Regions from separate parts of the Homo sapiens genome. Here region 1 is linked to region 2. A link is a loop called in an ENCODE intact Hi-C map of the cell type or tissue named here. Cell type or tissue: right lobe of liver. All regions are shown on one strand. Links, peaks and the distances in the headings refer to the core of each region. The heading gives the core; the rest is flanking DNA. Region 1 overlaps LINC01983 (long intergenic non-protein coding RNA 1983). Region 2 overlaps MUC4 (mucin 4, cell surface associated).

Region 1 (4,384 bases), core at 74-4,073, 75 kb before region 2:
AGGAAATACTAAAAGAGAGGGAAAAGCTGTAGGCATAGTTTCCATGGCAAATATTTAGAGTAGTGAAACCAGCAAACCAAGCAAAAACAATCTATCTAAATATTCAACAATAAGGGAAAAGTTGGCTGGGTGCGGTGGCCCACACCTGTAATCCTAGCACTTTGAGAGGCTGAGGCGGGCGGATCACCTGAGGTTGGGAGTTCGAGACCAGCCTGACCAACATGGAGAAACCCCCGTCTCTACCAAAAAAAGTACAAAATTAGCTGGGCGTGATGGCGCATGCCTGTAATCCCAGCTACTCTGGAGGCTGAGGCAGGAGAATCGCTTGAACCCAGGAGCTGGAGGTTGCAGTGAGCCGAGATTGCGCCATTGCATTCCAGCCTGGGCAACAAGAGCTGTCTAAAAAATAATAATAATAAGGGAAAAGTTTGTTAAATTATGGTATAACTACTTGATGAAGCTCTTCCCTTAAAATTATAGATACATAGTAATATTAAACATGCTTAATATAGTAAGTAAAACAACAGACTAAAAAGTTGTATCTACAGTGTGGTTTCAGCTATATTAAAATATATATGTAGATGAGAAAATTAGGAGCAAAAAATTATTAAGTTTAACTATGGAGAAGGAGGGTTATATGTGATTTTCTAATATATGTGATTTTATTTTATTATTTCTTTCTTTCTTTCTTTTTCTTTTTCTTTTTTTTTTTTTTTTTTTTGAGATGAAGTCTCGCTCTTGTCCCCCAGGCTGGAGTGCGATGGCTCAATCTCGGCTCACTGCAACCTCTGCCTCCCAGGTTCAAGCGATTCTCCTGCCTCGGCCTCCTGAGTAGCTGGGATTACAGGCGCCTGACACCACGCCTGGCTAATTTTTGTATTTTTAGTACAGATGGGGTTTCACCATGTTGGCCAGGCTGGTCTCGAACTCCTGACCTCAGGGGATCCGCCCACCTTGGCCTCCCAAAGTGCTGGGATTACAGGCTTGAGCCACCGTGCCCGGCCTATTTTTTTTTGAGATGGAGTCTTGCTCTGTCACCCAGGCTGAAGTGCAGTGGTGTGATCTTGGTTCACTGCAACCTCCGCCTCCCAGGTTCAAGCAATTCTTCTGCCTCAGCCTCTGGAGTAGCTAGGATTACAGGCACGTGCCACCATGTCCAGCTAATTTTTGTATTTTTTGGCAGAGACGGGGTTTCGCCATGTTGGCCAGGCTGGTCTTGAACTCCTGACCTCAAGTGATCCACCCACCTCAGCCTCCCAAAGTGCTGGAATTATGGGCGTGAGCCACTGCACCTAGCCCTAATATATGTAATTTAATTATAAATTAAATATAAATTTAATTATAAATTAAGTGTATATATAAATATATACATTTAATTATAAATTAAATATATAAAAATATATACATTTAATTATAAATTAAATATATACATTTAATTATAAATTAAATATATAAAAATATATACATTTAATTATAAATTAAATATATAAAAATATATACATTTAATTATAAATTAAATATATAAAAATATATACATTTAATTATAAATTAAATATAATTAATATATGTGATTTTCTAATGTCAGATTTTAAAAAACATTTGTATATTGCTTTTTTTTAAAGTAAGAATGGGAAGAATGGAGAAAGCGCGTGCATGTGTCTCCCAGCTGCAGGTATTTTGGACATTTCCACCCCTGCCTCATGCCGGCAGTCCTGCACTCAGCCTCAGTCCTGCAATCCTGCATACAGTGTGTGGGCTCTGGGCCCCAGCTCCTCCCCAGGAGGAGGGGAGCAGACAGGGGAAGCAGCTCCTGACAGGGAGGGCAGATGAGGGCAGGGGAGAGGACAGTGTGTCCTGGCCCTTTCGTCCACCACTGGGCTCCTCCTCCACCTATTCCGGTCCTACCAGCCTTCAATATCCACTCGCATCTGAAGATCTGATTGATTGGCCAGCGTCACTCCTGCTCATGCCCTCCAGATGGGAACCCGACAAGGCAGGGAGCCAGGGTCAGGCCCAGAAACCTTCCTGGAACTTCAGCGTCCAGCCAACCAACTGCAGTGATGAACTAACAGTCCACCCAGGGCTGGCCGGGGCCGCTTGGAGGACCAGATCTCTCCCGCTGAAGGGCGAGGGGAGGAGGGAGACAGCTGGATGTTTGCTTCATCTCCGTCTGCCAGAGACCCCTTTCCTTTCTTGGCCTGCCTAATTTCTACCATCTTGAAAAACTCCGCGGAGGGGCCACCTGCTGCGTGACGCCTTCCTCAATACCTGCCTCCCTCCAGGGCCGGCTCCCGCTGGGGACACCGGCACGACAGAGACAGGCTGCAGCTTAGCAAACATGAGCTGATGGAAAAGAAAATTACTTGTTTGTGACTTCCTTGGTCTCACTTCTCCCTGAGCCCCAAATCCTCTGCACCACCCATGCTGTCTTTCAAAGAACAGCTCCTCTTTTTCTGCATCTGTTGAAATCAAGAAACAGAAATAAAGAACAGCTTCCTCGGCCCACTTAGGGAGCATGGGGAGGGGAGCAGTGTGCTGCTGCGTGAAATACTCGTTTGTTGTTTGAAGCCACTCAGTTTTGGAGTCATTTGTTAGGCAGCAGCAGATGACTGACAGACCCTCCTCCTTTCATGGGTGTTCTCTCAATACATCTTTTCATTCACTTCTAATCCTGTCATGCCTTCAGCTTTTCAGACTGAAAAAACACAGGTGTAAACATAATAGTCAAAACAACCAGCTCTTACTGAACACCCACCTGTGGGACACACCTTCTAATCACGTACAGTTTGAGTTAATCCTGCAGCCACCCTGTGAGAGACTCCTGTGGTTCCCATTTTACAGACGGGGAAACACACACAGATGTTAACTCATTTGAATGTGGAGAGAGAAGTTAGAACGGCAGAAACAGCTGTGGTCACTGCAGGGGTTCTTGTTTCGGCTCTGCTGTGTGGCTCTGGACAAGCCATTTCACGCCTCCAGACCTCAGTTTATTTTTATTTATTTATTATTTTTATTTTTACTTATTATTTTTTGAGACAGAGTCTTACTCTGTCACCCAGGCTGGAGGGCAGTGGTGATCTCGTCTCACTGCAACCTCCGTCTCCTGGATTCAAGTGATTCTCTTGCCTCAGCCTCCCGAGTAGCTGGGATTACAGGCATGTGCCACCACACCCAGCTAATTTTTGTATTTTTAGTAGAGACGAGGTTTCACCATGTTGGCCAGGCTGGTCTCAAACTCCTGACCTCAGGCGGTCTGCCCGCTTCAGCCTCCCAAAGTGCTGGGATTACAGGTGTGAGCCACTGTGCCTGGCCCAGACCTGAGTTTCTTCATGTTTCTAAAGCAGTATACATAACTACACACTACATCACTGGACCCTGAGGTCCCTTTTATGATGGTAACAAGGATAACAATAAGGTATCACTAGGATTCCGAGAGTTAGACTCGTAAAACCAACATAGACCAATGGACCAGATCACACACAGATCCATATGTACGTGTGTGTGTGTGTGTGTGTGTGTATACAAACATACAACACAAATGCCAACTGGAGTCATTCTTTCCATGGGGCCTAGACATAAGAATGGATCAAGCCCGTTCCGCCTCCCTCGTCAAGTACAAGGTTCTCCCAAGACCCCAAGAATCCTTCGGTGGGGGTGACGCTCTTGTGCCACCTCCGGCTCCCAAGTCCCGAGACCCCGAGAATCTTTTGATGCGGGTGACGCTCTCGTGCCGCCTCCGGCTCCCAAGTCCCGAGACCCCGAGAATCTTTTGATGCGGGTGACGCTCTCGTGCCGCCTCCGGCTCCCAAGTCCCGAGACCCCGAGAATCCTTTGGTGCGGGTGACGCTCTCGTGCCGCCTCCGGCTCCCATGTCCTGCCTGTGGCTTCTTGGGCTGCACATCCCACAAGGCATTTCTGCTTCGTCCTCTGTCCCTGCGTCAATCCCAGTGTGAGATGTGGCGTTTCTCTTTGATTTCTGCCCCCATGCCCCATCTCCGTGAGGCACCCGCCTGCTGGAGAGCTCTGACTGTGATCTCCAGGCCACTGGCCATGCTGCATGGCCAGCTGCTGCCTGTCGCCAAGAGGCAGGCAGTCTCTCCCCCAACCCGCAACCCTGCTGCCCCCCAACGGAGCCTCCCCCTCCTGCTACTGCATGGATTACCGGATAAAATACAGGATCTTCAGCCACATTGAATTTCACATAAATGACAAATCTTCTTTAGTATAAGGGTTCCCAAATCTTGTATGTGATTATAATACTTAAAAAAATCATCTACTGTTTATATGAAAGTAACATTTAACTGGATATTCTCTATTTTTATTTGCTAGATCTGGCTTTGTCTTCCTTTCCAAGGCTCTCCTCACCCCTCCCTCCCAGATCATC
Region 2 (4,384 bases), core at 122-4,121:
TGCAACCGCGAGGCAAGAGCCTGTGCACGGCAGAGGCCTGAGAGTCTCTCCTTTCCTGCAGTGGAGATGGCTATTTCGAAAACAGCCCACTGATGTCCCAGCCAGTGTGGGAGAGGTATCGCCCTGATAGATTCCTGAATTCCAACTCAGGTAAAAGTGCCACCTTATCACACCTGAGCTGGTCTCAAGCCCTCGCGTGTCCTCCAGCCCATACACCATCGCAGTCCTAGAGGGCACCTCCCTAACATCACGGCCATCCTGAAGGGCCTCCCCCACACAGTTCAACCTCCTACAGGTCTAGGTGGGATGTGGCACCACCCAGGGAGCAGCTGGCACCTCCTGCACCCCTGGACACAGCACAGTCTCAGAGGGGGCTACATCTCCTCCCTCAGATGAACCAGCCCAAGAGGGCTCTCGGGGGGCCCAGATCCTGGAAGTGAGGACAGGGTCTTGTGGGAGGTGGGATTTGAATGGGCAGTTCAGACAATACTCCAAGTGTCCTGTCCAGAGCAGGAATGAGAACCCAGGTGAGATCCTTTAAGAAAATCTACCGGCTGGGCGCCATGGCTCACACCTGTAATCCCAGCATTTTGGGAGGCTGAGGTGGGCGGATCACTTGAGATCAGGAGTTCGAGACCAGCCTGGCCAACATGGTGAAATTCTGTCTCTACTAAAAATACAAAAATTAGCCAGACGTTGTGGTGCACACCTGTAATTCCAGCTACTCAATAGGTTGAGGCAGGAGAATTGTTTGAACCTGGGAGGTGGAGGTTGCAGCGAGCCGAGATCGCGCCACTGCACTCCAGCCTGGGTGACAGAGTGAGACTCCATCTCAAAAAGAGAGAATCCACCAAGAAGAGGCCCGGGGGTCTCACGTTCATTGTCATCATTTACTGGGCACCTGCCGTGTGCTGGACACCGTGCTAACAGCCAGAAACAAAGGAAAAAGACCAACTGTGTTTTCTCTCAAAGAGCTTTCATGCGGGTAGAAAGACAAGCGTCAAGAGGCAAACAATGGCGCCTTCTCCATGACTCAGTCCAGAGGCCCCAATGGGAAAGAAATAATAGTTTCCAAAATGTGATAGGTTGAAGGACATTTTAGCCTTAGAAACCAGCCACGTGAACTGTGAAGTGTAAATCCAGTTCTATTTGTTCTGTGGCAACCACGTTTGGTCGTCAGAAGCAGACGCTAAGTCAAGCGAGGGGCTTTGGGGGAGGAATTGTTGCCCATCTGACTTGGGTCCAAAGAGGTGAGAAGTGGCAGGAGGGGGTGCATTTGTGAGTTTTGGTTGACCCTAAAGCTGAGACAGGGCCTGCAGCCCCAGCCCTGGATAAGCCCTTTCCCCCCCATCCCCGACCTCAGGCCTCCAAGGGCTGCAGTTCTACAGGCTACACCGGGAAGAAAGGCCCAACTACCGTCTCGAGTGCCTGCAGTGGCTGAAGAGCCAGCCTCGGTGGCCCAGCTGGGGCTGGAACCAGGTCTCCTGCCCTTGTTCCTGGCAGCAGGGACGACGGGACTTACGATTCCAACCCGTCAGCATAGGTGACACCTCCTTCCCGCCCCCCACAAGCCCACCCACCACCCTCTCTGCTCACGCCCTCAGCCTCTCCCCAGAAACAGCCCCTGCTTGTTCCCACCCCGCCCCTGGCAGCCCCAGCCTGGGCCTGAGTGGGACTGGACTTGTTTCAGGTCGCTGGGGCCTCGGCAGTAGGCAGCTGTGCAGCTTCACCTCTTGGCGAGGAGGCGTGTGCTGCAGCTACGGGCCCTGGGGAGAGTTTCGTGAAGGCTGGCACGTGCAGCGTCCTTGGCAGTTGGGTGCGTGAGTCCGTGATCTCAACCCCACCTTCCCGGCCAAGTAGGGGACCCTCAGCATGAAGCCTCTCGTCCTCATTCCTTCCCAGACCCTTCCCCTCTCTGGGCCTCCACTTCCTGATCGGGTAACGTTAGGAAGCTTCCAACATCCCCACCAGCGGACATTCGGGGATGTATGAGCTGAGAGCCTCTTTCCTCATCTCTATACCTGGCTCCACATCCCCAGGCCAGAGTGGGGCCATTTCTCCAGGCAAGAAGAGAGCGCCTAGGCTGACCCCGTCCCTGTAGACCCAGATGAGCAGGATGTTTGGGGGAAGACTGAGAGTCAGCTCCCACAGAGACGCTCCAAGGGAGCTGGAGAGCGCAGGGGTGTGGGGTCACGTGGTCTGTGTCCTCCCGTTCTCTCCCCCGTCCCATGGCAGTTTCCACAGTTCCCAGACCGTCAGCCGTGCCCTCCCCACTCCCAGCACGTTGAGAGCAGCAGTACTTGGCTCTCCACCCTCAAGACAGGAAATTTGCTTAGCTCCTACCATGCGCCCTGCTGCACAGTGGCCCCAATGCCTGCAAAAGAGACAGCACCCTATTCACTGCCCAAGGTCATGAGAAGGGCCATGCTGGATTCCAAAGCCATGCTCTTGCCACCAACACCGCCCTGCCCTACCAAGCTCTCCACCAACACCGCCCTGCCCTGCCAAGCTCTCCACCAACACCGCCCTGCCCTGCCAAGCTCTCCACCAACACCGCCCTGCCCTGCCAAGCTCTCAACCAACACCACCCTGCCCTGCCAAGCTTCTCCAGGTCCTCAACCTCCCCGACTCACTGCTGTTCTCCGCAGCCCAGGAACTGGAGCCACAGAGCTGGTGCTGCCGCTGGAATGACAAGCCCTACCTCTGTGCCCTGTACCAGCAGAGGCGGCCCCACGTGGGCTGTGCTACATACAGGCCCCCACAGCCCGGTGAGCGACAGGGCCCAGGCCCAGGAAGAGCCTCTGGGGAGGGGGAGCTTCTGGGCTTCCGGGAGGTGGCATCTGGATAAGGAGTAGGGGCAGAGCTGTGGCCACAAGGGAAGATGGAGATGACGCCAGTGATGGGTGGATGGTCAGTGGAGGGGCTTTGTACCTGAGTTGGGGAAGGAGTGAGAATAGCGGGGCACGAAAATGCAAGGAGGCTTGAGGGGAGGATTCTGTGCTCTGTGAACATCTCCCCAGCTGAGTCCGCCCGGACAAGTGCCCCAGTCGACTGCAGTGAGGAACCTCACCCTGAGTCCTCCTGGACAAGTGCCGCACCTGACTGCAGTGAGGAACCTCAGCCCTACACATGATTTGTCATGCTGAGGCAGCATCTCTTTTTTCCTTCCAGCCTGGATGTTCGGGGACCCCCACATCACCACCTTGGATGGTGTCAGTTACACCTTCAATGGGCTGGGGGACTTCCTGCTGGTCGGGGCCCAAGACGGGAACTCCTCCTTCCTGCTTCAGGGCCGCACCGCCCAGACTGGCTCAGCCCAGGCCACCAACTTCATCGCCTTTGCGGCTCAGTACCGCTCCAGCAGCCTGGGCCCCGTCACGGTGAGTGAGGGGTGCCGGGAACCTCCCTGCATTCCACCCACAGGGACCTTCAGCCACATACTGAGGCCGAGGAGAAGGAAGAGAGCGAAGGAGGGGAAGCCGGGCAGGAGGGAGGGAGGACACAGCCCATCCACGCAGCTGTCCCGGAGTAAATCCTGGGGATGGTGGATTAGGGCTCTGGCCCCACGGTTTCCCAGCTGCTTGGCTTCGAAGAAACTACTTAATTTGGTTTTCTCCTAGTAAGAATGGGGATGACATTACCTGCCTCACGGGCTGTTGTAAGAGCTAAAGGGCATAATCCGAAAACCATGCCTGGCCCTGCCGAGCACACGGTAGACGGCGGCTGGCATCACCTCAGGCCGCGGCCTCCAGCGCCTTCCTCCCGGCCCAGGGCGCAGCTTCCAGCCCCAGGGGCTCTCCCAGCTGCTTTCCTGGGCGTCGGCTCCACCTGCGGGTCGGGCTCAGGCCCCCTCCCATCTCCTTCCAGGTCCAATGGCTCCTTGAGCCTCACGACGCAATCCGTGTCCTGCTGGATAACCAGACTGTGACATTTCAGCCTGACCATGAAGACGGCGGAGGTAGGTTGGGGAGCGCCGGCCGCCCCCTCCCCGCACCGGGAGCAGCGAGGTGGGCGGGAAGCCGCGTTGCGGTGCAGGGCCGGGCGCGTGGCGGTGCAGGGCCGGGTGCGTTGTGGTGCAGGGCCGGGCGCGTGGCGGTGCCGCGCCGAGTGCTTTGCGGTGCAGGGCCGGGTGCGTTGTGGTGCAGGGCCCGGTGCGTGGCGGTGCAGGGCCCGGTGCGTGGCGGTGCAGGGCCGGGTGCGTGGCGGTGCAGGGCCGGGTGCGTGGCGGTGCAGGGCCCGGTGCGTTGCGGTGCAGGGCCGGGTGCGTTGCGGTGCAGGGCCCGGTGCGTGGCGGTGCAGGGCCGAGTGCGTTGTGGTGCCGGGCCCGGTGCGTGGCGGTGCAGGGCCCGGTGCGTGGCGGTGCAGGGCCAAGAGAGCGCAGCCT

The links. Peaks named below come from ENCODE experiments on the same cell type or tissue, not always from the same donor. Only the 100,000 strongest peaks of a DNase experiment are listed, where the experiment ranks them.
Region 1: it touches region 2 in a loop (2.1-fold over the local background); 1 of 110 quality-filtered maps calls a loop at or near these places.

The regions. Positions count from the first base shown.
Region 1 is chr3:195,837,356-195,841,739 of GRCh38, reverse strand. The region is part of intron 1 of LINC01983 (long intergenic non-protein coding RNA 1983); the gene reads left to right. LOC107984010 (a long non-coding RNA gene) reads left to right here. Exons shown (of 2, transcript XR_924880.3): 2 at 1,623-2,548. Among named protein-coding and RNA genes, the nearest start is that of LINC01983, 21 kb to the left of the region's middle. In right lobe of liver, for the core only: no CTCF peak of the experiment used is centred there; a DNase peak (open chromatin) is centred at 2,003.
Region 2 is chr3:195,762,429-195,766,812 of GRCh38, reverse strand. MUC4 (mucin 4, cell surface associated) reads left to right here. Exons shown (of 25, transcript NM_018406.7): 8 at 62-150; 9 at 1,364-1,543; 10 at 1,691-1,816; 11 at 2,649-2,768; 12 at 3,172-3,380; 13 at 3,868-3,958. Among named protein-coding and RNA genes, the nearest start is that of MUC20, 44 kb to the right of the region's middle. RefSeq lists an enhancer at 4,162-4,384. In right lobe of liver, for the core only: no CTCF peak of the experiment used is centred there; no DNase peak of the experiment used is centred there.